2 separate regions of the Homo sapiens genome follow, and region 2 is linked to region 1. Evidence: chromatin loops called from intact Hi-C (ENCODE). Cell type or tissue: HCT116. All regions are shown on one strand. Links, peaks and the distances in the headings refer to the core of each region. The heading gives the core; the rest is flanking DNA. Region 1 holds the start of PRLHR (prolactin releasing hormone receptor). Region 2 overlaps LINC03036 (long intergenic non-protein coding RNA 3036).

What was found. A loop is a pair of places that touch in the nucleus more often than their neighbours do. Peaks named below come from ENCODE experiments on the same cell type or tissue, not always from the same donor. Only the 100,000 strongest peaks of a DNase experiment are listed, where the experiment ranks them.
Region 2: it touches region 1 in a loop (2.1-fold over the local background); 3 of 110 quality-filtered maps call a loop at or near these places.

What each region holds. Positions count from the first base shown.
Region 1 is chr10:118,591,359-118,596,731 of GRCh38, reverse strand. PRLHR (prolactin releasing hormone receptor) reads left to right here and starts at 1,084. Exons shown (of 2, transcript NM_004248.3): 1 at 1,084-1,216; 2 at 1,482-5,373. The coding sequence starts at 1,488. The coding sequence ends at 2,600. RefSeq lists enhancers at 1-507, 508-1,316, 1,317-2,125. In HCT116, for the core only: a CTCF peak has its summit at 2,201 (motif pointing left); no DNase peak of the experiment used is centred there; H3K27me3 peaks cover 2,693 bases.
Region 2 is chr10:118,797,852-118,803,224 of GRCh38, reverse strand. The region is part of intron 3 of LINC03036 (long intergenic non-protein coding RNA 3036); the gene reads left to right. Among named protein-coding and RNA genes, the nearest start is that of CACUL1, 46 kb to the right of the region's middle. In HCT116, for the core only: a CTCF peak has its summit at 2,117; DNase peaks (open chromatin) are centred at 3,254 and 4,744.

The sequences.
Region 1 (5,373 bases), core at 188-5,187:
GTCAAGTCTCAGTCCAGGAACTACTCTGTGCTGGGAGAAGCAGCCAGATACGGCACAGGTCGCGGTAGCCGAGAAAGAAAGCGAGAGAAAGGGTGAGCCGGGGAGTCGCTGGGCCAGACTGAAGTGTGCCTGTGTAGAATAACTGGCAGGAGAGCTGCATTTTCTGACCCCGGGAGGTAAAAGACGACGCCGTCCTTGGCACTGAGTGCGGTGACCACCAAGAGGAGCAAAAGTCATGAGTCTCCGACCCCCAGGCCCCCGGCTCAGCTGCCTCCACTCCACCCTACTCTTCTCAGCCCCAGCCCAGAAAGCAGGCAGCGAGGCAGGTCTTTGAACCGGACCAGGTTCCTTCCCCAAACACCCGGATCCAGAGAGGGGCAGGAATTCCCTAGTCATTTTCCCCTGCTCCTCCCCACATCATCCGCCCGAGGGGCGGCAGATCCAGCGGAAGCTGTCCGTGGTGCTGACTCCTGCCTTTGGCTTGGCCGGACCCGCTGCCCGCTGAGCGCGCTGCAGCCAAGCAGGGGGCTCGTGTGGCGGGGCCACGGGAGGGTGAGGGTCCTCAGGTCCGCGACCAGCTCCAGGCTCTGCTGTTAAATCCCAGCCCGAGCCCTCTAGCGTCTCTGCCCTCCGCAACCTGGCCGCTAGGCAGGATCCAGCCTTTAAGAACGGGTCAGTCGTGCCTCTCTCAAGCCCCCAGCTGCATTGCAATCTCCCACCGCTACTTCCTTCCCCGCTCCTTCCCTCCTAAGACTGCACCGGCTCCTCCCGATAGCCTGACGCTTCGCGCCTCTCCTCCGCCCTCCTCCACTGTGCGCTCCTCCGGACCCTGACCCTCCAGGGGCCGTGCAAGCTCCTGCAGTAGAGATTCGTCCTCTTCGCTGCTCTGGCCAGGTTTGCCGGCCCCTCCTCCCGTTTCGGATTCCATCCTCCCCACACTGTCCTCTTCACTAGTTCTCTAAGCACCGAGCATGGCAGAGCGCGCTCCACCCCTATTTTCCATACATGGGAGCTGGAGTGGGGGGCGGAGCTGAGGGGAGGCGCTCCCAGTCCCTCTAAGAAGCTGCTAGCCCACTGGGAAACATTTGGATCCGTTCAGCTCCCGCGGAGAAGCGAGACCGGATCACCGACGTGGGCAGAGGACTACCGAGGGCCAGCAGAAATTCTGCCCCTTCTTCCCGCGAGTGCTTTCCCGCTCTCCAAACCCCACTCCCAGGTAGGATCGCGCTCCTGAGTCTGCCTGCGTGGACTGCGAGGACCGTAAATAGAGGCGGAAGCGTTTAAATAAACCGTATGTTCTAACCGTGCTTAGGTTTATTTTACAGAGGTGAGAGGACAACACTTTTTGCTACTTTTGCTGTTGTTCTGTGGCCGGTTATTCCCAAGGGAGGACTCAGGCGATGGGGGAGGGGCGCGGCTGGTGTAGGAGGTCGGATGGAGTATGGCAAGGGAAGTGACGGACTTTGATTACCTTTGAACAGGTGGCCATGGCCTCATCGACCACTCGGGGCCCCAGGGTTTCTGACTTATTTTCTGGGCTGCCGCCGGCGGTCACAACTCCCGCCAACCAGAGCGCAGAGGCCTCGGCGGGCAACGGGTCGGTGGCTGGCGCGGACGCTCCAGCCGTCACGCCCTTCCAGAGCCTGCAGCTGGTGCATCAGCTGAAGGGGCTGATCGTGCTGCTCTACAGCGTCGTGGTGGTCGTGGGGCTGGTGGGCAACTGCCTGCTGGTGCTGGTGATCGCGCGGGTGCGCCGGCTGCACAACGTGACGAACTTCCTCATCGGCAACCTGGCCTTGTCCGACGTGCTCATGTGCACCGCCTGCGTGCCGCTCACGCTGGCCTATGCCTTCGAGCCACGCGGCTGGGTGTTCGGCGGCGGCCTGTGCCACCTGGTCTTCTTCCTGCAGCCGGTCACCGTCTATGTGTCGGTGTTCACGCTCACCACCATCGCAGTGGACCGCTACGTCGTGCTGGTGCACCCGCTGAGGCGGCGCATCTCGCTGCGCCTCAGCGCCTACGCTGTGCTGGCCATCTGGGCGCTGTCCGCGGTGCTGGCGCTGCCCGCCGCCGTGCACACCTATCACGTGGAGCTCAAGCCGCACGACGTGCGCCTCTGCGAGGAGTTCTGGGGCTCCCAGGAGCGCCAGCGCCAGCTCTACGCCTGGGGGCTGCTGCTGGTCACCTACCTGCTCCCTCTGCTGGTCATCCTCCTGTCTTACGTCCGGGTGTCAGTGAAGCTCCGCAACCGCGTGGTGCCGGGCTGCGTGACCCAGAGCCAGGCCGACTGGGACCGCGCTCGGCGCCGGCGCACCTTCTGCTTGCTGGTGGTGATCGTGGTGGTGTTCGCCGTCTGCTGGCTGCCGCTGCACGTCTTCAACCTGCTGCGGGACCTCGACCCCCACGCCATCGACCCTTACGCCTTTGGGCTGGTGCAGCTGCTCTGCCACTGGCTCGCCATGAGTTCGGCCTGCTACAACCCCTTCATCTACGCCTGGCTGCACGACAGCTTCCGCGAGGAGCTGCGCAAACTGTTGGTCGCTTGGCCCCGCAAGATAGCCCCCCATGGCCAGAATATGACCGTCAGCGTGGTCATCTGATGCCACTTAGCCAGGCCTTGGTCAAGGAGCTCCACTTCAACTGGCCTCCTAGGGCACCACTCGAGGTCAATCTGGTGCTTATTCTCAGCACCAGAGCTAGCTAAGCCAACATAGGGCAACATTTCCAGCCCAGCCCTCTTGTCCGGCTGTCTGTCTTGTCCTTGTGTGTTTGTAAAATGTTAAGCGGGCTTTGGTGAGAGTCTTGCTCTTTGCTTGGGGGAGGCCAAAGAGAGGGAAGAGGATTTCTTATTTCTTCTTTATGCCCTTGAAGGACAAACAAAACTTTTTCTCCACGTTCAGAAAAGTATTTCAGAACCACGATTGCCTTCCTGGCGTCCCCTCCTCCTGCTCGTTGGTGAAATGAACAATATGAATGGGATTTAAAAGGAATGCATTGGGCTTGGTAAAGATTTTCAGTTTGCCTTTAGAAAAAGGACCCAGCTGAGAGTACCATGATATTGCTTAGTCCATTTGAACCCTTGCATTCCTAGAATTTCAGGTAAATATGTATTAAAACTCTACATCTAGGATTTCAGCATTTCCTGAGTAAGACCTTTATATGCCAAAAGGGTTTCGTTTTAAAACCACTTGAGTTTATAGTACAAAAACACCTACAAGCTCCCTTTAGAAAGGTCTTGCTATTGTTTCTCCCCTTTCCTCCCCAACTACTATTTAAAAATGATGAGACGAATTAGTCAATGAAGAGATAGATAAATAAAGAGGAAAAGGTCCAATTCACTTAAGAGGTCATTCAATTGTACCTAAGGACAGACATCCTCTGTGTATGTGTGTTTGTGTATGTGTGTGTATGTGTGGGTACACATTCAGTGTTTGCCACAAAGTGGGCACTCAAATATTTGGTTTTCTGAATACTCAATGTAAACTGTGTAGCGTGGCATTCTCCTGCAGTCTCTAATTGCTCACTTGCAACAGATCAACAGCTGTCATCTGACTGCTCAGCACCTGCTCTGTAGTGATTCTTGGAACATGATCAACCCAGAAATCAAGGACCGGCAGAAGTTTACTTAAGGACAGAACAGAAGAATAAGCTACCACCCACATGATGTGTAGATCAAACACTAATTACCTCCAGGGTTAAGGGAAAAGGTGAAGACTGTGGAGCATGATACCAGGCTGATAATCATCACCTTAACCTCCTGTGAGTTCTGTAAATGAGGACAAGTGCCTTGGGACAAAGGTCTCCACACTGTTGGAAAAGCAACTTGGGCAGTGAGGGCAGGAGTCTTGGGAAATGATACATAATATCCAGCTGTCAGATCAGCCTCTGTGTTCCCAGTAACTCAGTCACCATCTGTAGGGTTCAACTACTTTCCCAGCTCACTGAACACAAGAATCACTGTTTCACCTCCTCCTGCTTCTCTTATTCAGAAATAAGCTCAATTCATTCATTAAAATGTGCCCTAAAAGGAAAGGAAAGAGGGATGATATGGGAATGACAAGGGTTCAATCCTATTACATTCATGTCAACAACCATGGTGGGAGTGGGAGTGATCACGGTTGGGCTGGTTGGCATAGGAATCTTTAGTAGTTACAGGGCTAGACTTTTTGCACACAGTAAAGGGTAGGAAAGGCTGGCTTGGGAGAAAGGAAAAGGCAGGCAAAGATGGGTATGGAGGTTACCTCTGGCAATGGTGCTAAATGAACTTGAGCTTCATCCGTGGATTGGAGAACAAAGAACCTGTGTGCTAATAGTGCAACCCACCCCTGCCCCAGATAAGCTCATCTCCCAGGCATCCCGAGGACTGGCTCCTGTGCTTCCAGCAGCTATATTACTTGGGAGGCTCAGGGCCAGACATTTCTCATTTCCTCAGAGAGTTCCTTTGATGGTCATGTGTGGAGAGTGTAGATGGTAGAGGGGAAGGAGAGGGATTATTTGGGGAGGGATCTGATTCATCGTCGGCTCTTTGTTGGAAGGTTTGAATCACTGGTTCTCAACCCTGGCTGCTCCTAGAATCACCTGGGGAACTTTTTTTTCTTTTTGTAATTGATGTCTGGGCTCTCCTCCCAAGAGTCTAGTTGATTTGAGATGGTGCCTGGACACTAGCATTTTCCAAAGCACTTCAGGGGATTTTAATGTGCAACCAAGATTAAGCACCTTAAGAATTATCCTTTCTAGGGCTGGGCATGGTGGCTTACACCTGTAATCCCAGCATTTTGGGGGACCGAGGCAGGCAGATCACAAGGTCAGGAGTTTGAGACCAGCCTGGCCAACGTGTTGAAACCCTGTCTCTACTTAAAATACAAAAATTAGCCAGGCGTGGTGGCGCACGCCTGTAATCCCAGCTACTCGGGAGGCTGAGGCAGGAGAATTGCTTGAACCCAGGGAGGCAGAGGTTGCAGTGAGCTGAGATTGTGCCAGTGTACTCCAACCTGGGTGACAGAACAAGACTCCATCTCGGGGTGGGGGGTGGGGGCGGGAATCCTCTTTCTAATGAATCTCAGAAACATCCGAATGAAGCTTTAGTTGTACCTGCCAAAGGTGTTAATAATTTGGAGCTGAATTTGACGGTGTTACATGCCATACTTAGAGAATACTCTTTTAGTCTTCAGGCAATACCAGCTCAATCACAAAGAGGCAAATTATTGAAATCAGAATATATAGGGATTCGTTCAACAGTTTACTTACATATTTCTTATGTATCAGTCCAATCAATTCAGAAGGAATATCATCATTCAACCTTAGGTCAATTGTATTATAAAGTTACATACCATGGCCAGGTACCATGGCTCACATCTATAATTCCAAAACTTT
Region 2 (5,373 bases), core at 184-5,183, 210 kb before region 1:
GTCTTCGGGCTGCCAAGCTCCCAAGTGAAAGTTGAAGCATCAGGCAAGCCTATTGTTTGGCACCCAAGATGCTTATCAGTAAATCAGTTCAAAAGTAGCCTGAGTTCAAGTGTTCTTTAAAGGTGAACCAATCAAGTTGATCTGGTGGAATTTATTCAAATTTTTGTACCCTCTTAATCTCTATGTAGAAAAGATGAAGAAGGCCCAGCATGGTGGCTCAGGCCTGTAATTCTAGCACTTTGAGAGGCCGAGGTGGGAGGATTGCTTGAGCCCAGGAGTTCGAGACTAGTCTGAGCAATATAGTGAGATCCCCATCTCTACACAAAATAATAAAATTTTAAAAAAGCAAAGAGGAATAGATGTTCATTTGAATCAACGTATACAATTTTGGTGGAAGGGCTATGTGTATCTGAGAGCGGCAAGACCAGACCAAGTGATGTAAGGCAAGCAGGTCCAGAGTCAGAGGCTCCTGCAGGCCCCACAAGGATTAGGGGCCCCTAGGACACAGGCTGTGCCTGCGTGAGCGGCCCCTGTCAGCCACCCCACCACGCCCTTTTCCCTTCCCCCACCATGCTCCAGACATGTCTGGACTTTCTTCCAGGCCTTGCTAAGGGCTCATGACCCATGCTCTGCCTCTTCCTGGACCCCTCTTTTCTGCCTTCCACACGGCCAGCTCCTTCTTACCTTCAGGTCTCAGAGAGGCCTTTCCTCCCTCTGTCCTCCTCCCCACTCTTCCAAAGGACACTCGGCCAAGTCCTTCACAGCATCATTCTGTCCTTATTCACATCTGTTTGTTTGTTTTGTTTGCTGTCTACCTTCCCCGCCATAGGGTGTCAGCGCCACGCCCTGCCTATCAGCGCAGTGCCCAGTGCACAGGGCCTCATGCGAGGAGTCACTTGGTAGATGTGGAATAAAGGCATGCATCTGGCTGGGGGGGGGGTGGCTCACGCCTGTAATCACAGCACTTTGGGAGGCTGAAGTGGGCAGATCACAAGGTCAAGAGATCGAGACCAGCCTGGCCAACATGGTGAAACCCTGTCTGTACTAAAAATACAAAAATTAGCTGGGCGTGGTGGTGCACGCCTGTAGTCCCAGCTACTCAGGAAGCTGAGACAGGAGAATCTCTTGCACCCAGGAGGCAGAGGTTGCAGTGAGCCGAGATCGTGCCACCACACTCCAGCCTGGCAACAGAGTGAGACTCCGTCTCAAAAAAAAAAAAAGGCATGCATCTATGAATGAAAAACCAAATTAGGAAAAGTGAAGGAGGAAAGAAAAAATTAAAGGAGATCTTCAGTGAAAGTAAATAAGTCCCCCGCTTCACCAGGCAGCAACAAAGAGGAGCGTCCACTTCTGGTGGAGATCAGGCTACATCAGCCACTGCCATTTCCTGACCTAGGAGCTCCTAGTCCCTCTGAGGAGGTGGATCCTCTGAGAGGGCAGTTGCTATGGAGGTGGAGCCGAGAGGTGATTCCTGGCTGCTCCCAGACTATGCCAAAGAGGCAGAGAGATGTGGTAAGTGTACAAGAATGACACAGGAGTTTATGGGAGTTCAAAGACTCTCTGACCAGTCCGAGAATAAAGCATTAGGGAAAAAGGCACTGGGGAGAAGTTGCCAGGAATTCTCAGCATCAAGCAGGAGGTTACCCACTTAATGTTTGGTATGGCGTTAGAGGCTGTCCTCAATGGGATAATCAGATAAGCATTTTTTTTTCCCGAGACAAAGTCTTGTTCTGTTGTCCAGGATAGAGTGCAATGGCATGATCTCGGTTCACTGCAATCTCTGCCTCCCGGGTTCAAGCTATTCTCCTGCCTCAGCCTCCTAGGTAGCTGGGATTACAGATGCCCGCCACCACGCCCGGCTAATTTTTGTATTTTAGTAGAGATGGTGCTTCACCATGTTGGGCAGGCTGGTCTCAAACTCCTGACCTCGTGATCTGCCCGCCTCAGCCTCTCAAAGTGCTAGGATTACAGGCGTGAGCCACCACACCTGGCCCAGATAAGCATTTTAAACACTGACACCCCTAATTGCTCTGTTACAGGACATAACAGATGTGGACTGTCATACACTAACTACTGAGAAAAATAATTTGAGCTGCCCCCAGGTGGTGCTGCCTGCCAGCCAACCATTCACTGTGGGCAGTTGCTCTCTTTGTTCAACAGAACATGCGTAACTATTTGAACATTTTACTGTGCTTTGTCCATGTTGTTTTACAAAAACAAGTGGAAAGTAGAAAAAAAGAGTAATCTCAAAAATAAGCAATATAAGTTTTCTATGCTTAATACACTTGCTTCCAAAATGGAGATCAGTGGCCAATCTTTGAGTTCAATTGAATGCTTACTGGACTTAAGTGGGTCCACTGTAGACTTAATGGCAAAGGAAAAGAACAACATATAAGAAAATGCTATAAATATGTAACTGGAATTTAAAACTATTTTGGACCTCTCAGAATCAGGGCCACTACGAGCTAAATGGTGTCTTGTGCAAATTGGGAAAAGGAATTCCTTTCTTTTCTGGATAAGTACAACTCTACATCAGGATACACATCTAGATTTCAGTCTAACCCTTGGTCAGATGCCCTTGTGTAGTGTACAGCCTTACCAACTCTACAGTGCTGCCTGGGATGGAACAACCACTTATAATGTGTAAGTCTCTAATTGCACTCTATACAGTTAATTTGATACATATTTTCATATTTACAAAAGCAGAGGACTGCCTGTGTACAGTTTTTCTGTTCACTTACTTGTAAATTAGAAGGCTTGTCTCATATTTGAGACATACCTATGCAATTTGAGAATGCAGGATCATTAACTATGAAAAACTGCCTGAAGGGCAAGACCAGGGTTCACATTCCCCTCCTTCAGCAATCCTACTGCCTTTTTAGAGCAGAAGCTGCTCTTTACCTTGTTTCCTAGTTATTTGGATGGCTTCTTCCTTCTTCTACTAGATTGTCAACTCTCTGAGGGCAAGAGCTGTTTGTCTCATTTGTCTCTTTACTTCTAGCAAACAGTACAGAAACTTGTGGGGGTTCGTTGATTTCACTTTGATAGACAATGACAAGAATTTCTGCAATAATTGTTGTTATAATGCAGAAGGGTTGATATATTTTCTCCAGGTGCTTGTACCTCTGAGCTTCTATAGCCTTCTGAGCATATGCAGCACCTGGCTAACTGATTTGCTTTTATTTTAGAGGTTGATGGGAAAACCACTCAGACACCAGGAGGTGTTATGGCTCATGGACGTTTGTTAAGTATCAGATGTTACTCAGGACTGAGTCATGCCTTTTCAAAAGGACTGCATTTGGAGACTGGCGGGTTCTAGCACTTTCAATGAATAGTGCATTTTTTTTTTTAGTGGGTTCCTTCCTATCCATGCCTGGGAGCATGGGCTGAGCTTTTGGAGTAAGCCAAATGGGATAAAGGGTCAGATGTCGGAAAAAGGAAGCACCCACAGTGGCCGTACATGTGATGGGCTTTTGGGCAGCACCACGGACCATGGAATGGAATGGCTTAGGTCCTCTTCATGAAGAAATAACTCTGGGATACACTTAGGAAAACTGCAGGACCCTTTCAGTTGGCCACACAATGGAGCTGCATCAGCTGGGTGCTGCCTCAAAGAGGAGTGAGTTGTGCTCATTTCCCGAATGTTGCAAATCTGGAAATTATCTTACGTTGGAAAAGCGATGACTGTTCCTGCACTCTCCCCCAATTTCCTGAAAACTTTGATTTTTTTAGGATATTCTGAGAAGAGTAAAAACCCACGGCTGTGGCCAGGTGTGGTGGCTCACATCCGTAATCCTAGCACTCTGGGCGAGAGAGACATCAGGTGGATCACCTTAGGTCAGAAGTTCAAGGCCAGCCTGGCCAACACGGTGAAATCTTGTCTCTACTAAAAATAAAAAAATTAGTCGGGCTTGGTGGCGCATGCCTGTAGTCCCAGCTACTCGGGAGGCTGAGGCAGGAGAATCGCTTGAATCCGGGAGGTGGAGATTGTAGTGAGCCGAGATCACGCCATTGCACTTCAGCCTGGGCGACAAGAACAAAACTCTGTCTAAAACAAACCAACCAACCCACAGCTGCTCCTTCTAAGCTATGTTTTATGCCACAGGCCCTTGGGTAATGTGTTTCCGCTTCTCCCCAGATAGAATACCACTCATTTTAGCTTAATGTCTTTGTTCTTGAAATTGTCCGTCTCACCCAATCTTCCTCCCATCTCAGAGGCAGGAATAAAGCTTACCTTGTTCAGCAAGCAGAGTACTGGCTCTTGGGTGGAGGAAATGTATTCACAATTTACAGATAAACCTCACAAAGTTGTTTCTGATCAGCAATTGCTTTGAGAGTGAATCTCTCCTCAAACTCCACCAGCAGATTGTGTTCTGTGTTGCCTTTCTCAGCAGCTTTCTGGATCCTTTTGGGCTAGGAGCAGCTCTTCTCGGGCTTCATGCTTATTTTCTGTAAAATGAGCAGGAAGTCAATGTCTCCTAAAGTCTTGCCATTTCAAAGTGTGCTCCTGGGACAAGGGGAATCTGCAGCACTCTGAAACTTGCAAGAAACGCAAAAAAAAAAAAAAAAAAAAAAAAAAAAAATTCAGGCATTGCACCAGGACTTCAGAATCTGTGTCCCCAGGTGATTGGCTTGTACATGGAAGGTCGAGAAGAGCTACTCTGAAGTCCCTTATTGCTATAAAGCTTTATGATTCTTTGGGAAGGTATCCTGTAGCAACAGCCAAAACACATTGAGTCCTTAACTCTGTGCCAGGGATTCTTACATGAGCTCATCTCATCCTCAGCACAAGCCCAAGGCAGGGGTAATCATGATTCATATTTTACAGGCGAGAAAGCTGACACTTGGCTCAGAGAAACTGGCTTCCTTGGCAAAGGTCACCCAGCTAATTGGGTACAGAGCTCGATCCACCCTCAGGTCAGCCTGACTTCAACCTCCCCTCTATGTGGTGTTGCCTCAGGGGTCCAAGGCAAGGTTTTGAGGAGGAATTGACCTGTGAACTTTGTATTGTCAGATGATGAGTTTGCCAGGTTGTAAGTGGGAGAGAGTCATTCCAGAGGAGAAAAGAACCAGCGAGTGGCCCAGAGGAAGGAGAAAGCTGGGCAAGTCCAGAAGGTGGTCTGAGATTTAGTTTTAACAAAATGAATGTTAATTTGGTATGAGCTTGTTTCTGTTGAGCACAGGGTGGGAGGAGGGAGAGATAGTCAGGTTACCGAAATTACCAGCAAGTTTAGATGAAATCTAATGACATTTTAATGTGTTTTCTGAAGATACTGTCTATTGAACTGAAATATATCACACCAGTGAAGTATGCTCATTGTTCTGGAGAAAGATCATTCTTGCGGATTGACTTTGATTTTTGTAATTTTGCTG